2 separate regions of the Homo sapiens genome follow, and region 2 is linked to region 1. Evidence: chromatin loops called from intact Hi-C (ENCODE). Cell type or tissue: ascending aorta. All regions are shown on one strand.

The links. Hi-C counts contacts between places; a loop is a spot of excess contacts. Peaks named below come from ENCODE experiments on the same cell type or tissue, not always from the same donor. Only the 100,000 strongest peaks of a DNase experiment are listed, where the experiment ranks them.
Region 2: a loop joins it to region 1, with 3 times the contacts of the local background. A loop is called at or near these places in 37 of 110 quality-filtered maps.

The regions. Positions count from the first base shown.
Region 1 is chr10:67,763,238-67,765,737 of GRCh38, reverse strand. TRS-TGA1-1 (tRNA-Ser (anticodon TGA) 1-1) reads right to left here and starts at 1,235; the gene lies at 1,154-1,235. It also overlaps a transcript of CTNNA3 not described here. RefSeq lists enhancers at 1,338-1,587, 1,691-1,860, 1,973-2,267 and a cis regulatory region at 1,775. In ascending aorta, no CTCF peak of the experiment used is centred here; DNase peaks (open chromatin) are centred at 643, 1,247, 1,567 and 2,077; H3K4me3 peaks cover 2,301 bases; H3K27ac peaks cover 1,890 bases.
Region 2 is chr10:67,665,143-67,667,642 of GRCh38, reverse strand. The region is part of intron 1 of CTNNA3 (catenin alpha 3); the gene reads left to right. Among named protein-coding and RNA genes, the nearest start is that of CTNNA3, 30 kb to the left of the region's middle. In ascending aorta, a CTCF peak has its summit at 1,025 (motif pointing left); no DNase peak of the experiment used is centred here; H3K27ac peaks cover 532 bases.

The DNA.
Region 1 (2,500 bases):
CCAAAGACTAACCTCACAATTTTCTTATTTAAAACATAATACTGGGTCCATGTACAAATTTTAGAAAACCCAGTTAAGGAAAAAATTATTTAAGAAAATAAAAATCTTCCCAAATCACACCACCCAGGGATAATAATCCCTGCTAACACTTTGGTGTATTTCTTTCCAGCCTCCATTCATTCTCCATCTCTCTCTTTCTCTCCCATTCTTCCCACATAGATGGGTATATACATGAGTTGCTTAACAAAAATATGATCATAGTATGATGTGCTGTTTTTTGATCTGTCCTTTTTGCATTTGGCAATGCATTGGGAAGGCCCTCACACATCATTAACATCATTTTTTTTTTTTTTTTTTTTTTGAGACGGAGTCTCGCTCTGTGGCCCAGGTGGAAGTGCAGTGGCGCAATCTCGGCTCACTGCAAGCTCCGCCTCCCGGGTTCACGCCATTCTCCTGCCTCAGCCTCCTGAGTAGCTGGGACTACAGGCGCCCGCCATCACGCCCGGCTAATTTTTTTGTATTTTTAGTAGAGACGGGGTTTCACCGTGTTAGCCAGGATGGTCTCGATCTCATGACCTCGTGATCCGCCCGCCTCGGCCTCCCAAAGTGCTGGGATTACAAGCGTGAGCCACCGCGCCCGGCCATTAACATCATTTTAATGCTTACATGCATAGTGTTCCATTATGTGGATGTATCTAAGATGCTTTATAAGTAGAACTTTAAAATTGCTTTTATTATTTCCCATTTCATACCACTTTTGGATGTGGTCTGGAAACCGTCGGAAGTGATTCTGGGATGGAAGGGAAGGTGGCATAGCTTTTTCTTAGTTTTAGTGAGCTGATAGCTTGCTCAGGCTGTGATAGCCCGAAAACTTGCGTCAATATTTATATTCATTTTATTTCTATTTTGCCACCTTGCTCTTCTCATGGAGCACGAAGAGTTACCTTGCCTTTTAGGACAGTGGAAGGATTTTCCTCTTGGTGTAAACAGTACATGTTTGCAGCACTGACATTTATTCGCTTTTCTACAGCGTATAAAACCACTCCGTAGGCGCGCCATTTAGCTGACAGGCATTGAAAATACAGAGAAGAGTAAAAGTTTTCATTTGAAGGTGTTTATTTAAAAAAATAGAAAAAATAAGAGCACCCGCTTCCGCAGCGAGCAGGGTTCGAACCTGCGCGGGGAGACCCCATTGGATTTCAAGTCCAACGCCTTAACCACTCGGCCATCGCTGCCACGAGAATATTCGACAGGCGGAGACACTTTAGTGTAACAACCACTGCGCTCATGCCAGGCCCGCGAAAGGGCGGAGCGCGCACCCTCTGAGCTCCGCTCCGTGCGAAGCGGCGGGGCTGAGGGCTCAGGGTGCGGCAACTACAGGGTAGACGCGAAGAAATAATAGAAACCACCCTAAATAGAGGTACATTCAGAACTTAGAAACTCTCCCCTTCGCTGTGCTCCGAAAATCGCAACCTTGCCTGGCTTCTGGTCGCTGACCTGGTTTTCGCCCTCGCGCTTATTAGGTCTACGAGAGGGCCGTGAAACAAAAAGATCTGTTCTGTTACGTGCTGCGAGCCCGCGCTCCCGAAAATTTGGCATTTCTGCGAGAGAAGCGTCTTCCGCGGCGTTTCCCGCCAAGACTGGGGGCGTCGCCTTCAGAACACTTTCTTCTGTGCATTGAGGCAGGAAGTGTGAGGTGTCGGGATGCTGCCTGTGGGCTCGTCCCTTCCCCCCCCCCGCCCGCCCCCTCGGGCTTCTGCCCAAGCAGCCGTCTCCCATTTTTTAAATCCCCAGTGATCCCTTCATTGCCGAGCTCAACTGGGAGATGTCAGGCTGCAAGTGTGCTCTCTGCTCTCTCAGGAGAGGGGTGGCCGCGGACGTGGTCTGAGAACCAAGTTCTGCGCATTAGTCTGCATTCAATACCTTTAAATGCCATTAATGCCTTCTGGTGTTCTGTGTGGCTTCTGCCCTAGGTGCTTTACCCGCGTTATTTCGTTAAAGCCCTGAGAACCGAGGTCTGTTCTGTCTTAGCCCACCTGACGGCACTGAGGCCTGGGGTTGTGCCGCGGGTGGGCCTGGCTGATCCCAGAGCGCATGCGCAGCCCTTGTCACGTAGCGCCACAGAAGCGCCAACTTCTGTCGATGGGCAATTTGAGAAAAGTAACAGAAGGCCTTTTACTAGTTGAAGTTTCTAGGAGTGTTCATGGAAACCCCACTGCCCTTCTCATAATGGTACATTTCATAATAAGGCAGGAAGGCAACTCGACCTTTGGAAGCCTCTATGTTGTGACTCCACTTGATAAGGTGTGTAACTTTTCTTGAGACCTTCCATACCATTTCTCGAAACCAAATTATGGTGCTGAGTGTCTACACCCATTTAATTGTGGAAGAGAGCAGAATATTTGAGACTTGTAAGGATAAATTTTGTCTGAGATTGTTCTTTTAGGAATTTTTTTTTTTTTTTAAATTTTGGCAGAGCTACAGGAGGGATCCCATTTTC
Region 2 (2,500 bases), 98 kb after region 1:
AGAAATAGAATTCCCCTTTAAAGGAAAATAACCTATAATTTTTTATTTTGAATGACAATTGAGGAAGAGAATTAACATTTATTTTCTCTTTGGAAAATTTAGTACTTTAGCATAGAGGATGTGCCATTAGTGGCAAATCTGAGAGCAGGAAAAAGAGATTGCTCTTTGAAATTGCTTTTTCACTTTTGCCATAGTTAACTTAGTTAACTTGATGTTTGTGATATAATTGCATCAAAGAAACAGAAAATTTTTTATCTTCAGCCAAGATAAATTTGTGGAAGTTAATGATTTTAGCTAATTAGATAGTAAAATTTTTATTTTTAGAATAAATCAGGCAAATTGCTGTCCATGTCTTTCCACACTAAGTGAGTGTTAAGTTGTGAAATAAAGAACCTATAAATTGTAAGGGAACTTTGTTAGTCATAATACCGCATGTTTATGAGAAATATATTAATGCTGTAATAACAGGAAGTATATCTTTAAAATTAGTCTGTGGCTTCTAATATATAATGAAAATTTAGCAAATATTAAACAGGGAGTTAAAGAGGTTACAAATGTCATATAATTTTGAAGAGAGATTTTATCCTGTAATTTAGTTCTGTTTTCTTCAGGATTTGTTTTCGATTTTCTAATGGAGCTTAGAATCTTTATGTAAGATTGTTGTTCATTTGTTTGTCCCAGAAAAATTTAGGATTGTGGGAAGTCTTTCTGATGATTGAACCCAATTCTGCTTCTTCTTGGTAATTCTGCCACTTCTTGGTCTTCTAGTGCTTTTTTTCAGAGGATGCAGCTGTTGGAGCAGATAGAGGAGGAAATAATGGTAGTGTGATACAGATGAGAAGCATTAATCTGGGCTCTAAAAGTCAAATTTATATGGGCAAAATAAAATGGGATATTTCTAAGCACATTTACTAAGGAAAGTTGAGATGATGTGTCCCAGTTCCTAGCTGAAGTATAAAAATACATGTCATTGGGTGCAATATGTGGGCTTTCAGAATCTAATAATACCCTCTGCTGGCTAAATGAGGAATTGTGTTTAAAAATGAGTGACTTGGCTTTTTTGTTTGTTTGTTTTTAAAATATGGATGATTGCTCTATTATAAAAGGATTGAGCAGTGCAGAGTATTGTGAAATAATATAGGAAAAAATTGTAAATGTGAAGAATGAAGCCAATATGTTACTAAAATGTTTTCTAAAGTGAAATTAATGTAGAAATATCTATAAGTAGAATTTCTGAATCTTTTGGTCTATATTTTAATCATGAAGTAGGTCATAGGGAAGGAATGCAGTAGGGGGAAAATACGTGAATCTCTGGCCCCTATCCTCAATAACAATTCAGATTAATTCAAGATATTTAAATTACCTTCATTAGTTATTCCTAAATTACTGTTGTAAGAGCTATTGACAAATATATGAAGGTGAGATAAGAACTGCTTTTCTCACCCCACCACTGGACACTACCTGGGTAACGGGATCAATTATACCCTAAATGTCAGCATCATGTAGTATACCCATATAACAAACCTGTACAAGTACTTCCTGAATCTAAAATAAAAGTTGATATTATAAGGAAAAGAAAGAATGGCTTTTCTGTGGATAGCCTGATTTAATTTCTGTTAAAAATAACAGGCATATTCTTAAGTAACCTGAAAGCTTGATCGCTTCAGGGAAGTATCATATAACATGCCTGTTTTATATTTTTTCTTTCTACTTTTACAAATTCTCAAAAATTCTACTTTGGGATTTACAGTGTTTTGGGTACATAATGACCATGCAAGTTGTATTTAGAAGTTGATAGTGGGTAATGTATTATTATTTCATTGTAAATCTGAAAAATAGAATTTCAGGTCTGATTCTGCTGTTTGATGTTACCCTTCACTGGCATGTTGCTTTAAGAGCACCCATCCCCCCTTCTTGCTTGGGCCACTGTGTCCTGTCAGTCATCCTGAAATACACTAGGGTGCTTGTCAGGCTGTTTGCTTACAGATGCATCATAAGCCAAATTGTGAGCCATGATAGTGGCACTGAATTTCTAAATACAAGAAATTGCTTAGACAATTGGTTTAGTATCTGTATATGGGCAATACTCTGTCCTGCAGTAGGTGAGTGGAGTGTCAAACTTTTAAAAATCAAACTTTGCTATAAGGCAAATCCTAGTAATTATAGATTATCTGTTGCTCGGTTAGATAACTTTGGGGGAAATGAAAGGACATTATTTCTATAAAATGGGATGAATAGAAACTATTATGTTGTGCAATTTTTACTTTTATAACTAATTTTCGTTTTAGTAACACTAAACTCTAGACTATTTTATGAAAGCTCCAATTTTAAATGTCTACTTTTCCGAGTATATTAGCAGGCATTTCAGATTTAGATAAAAATGTGGTTCTCTTACACATTTTTTCTTTCACAACTCAGGCAGATTCAATTGAGCAGAGGCTCGAGTCTGCTGTTTATTAGTGGTTTTAAAAATAGCACTAAAACAGATTCTCATGTGCCA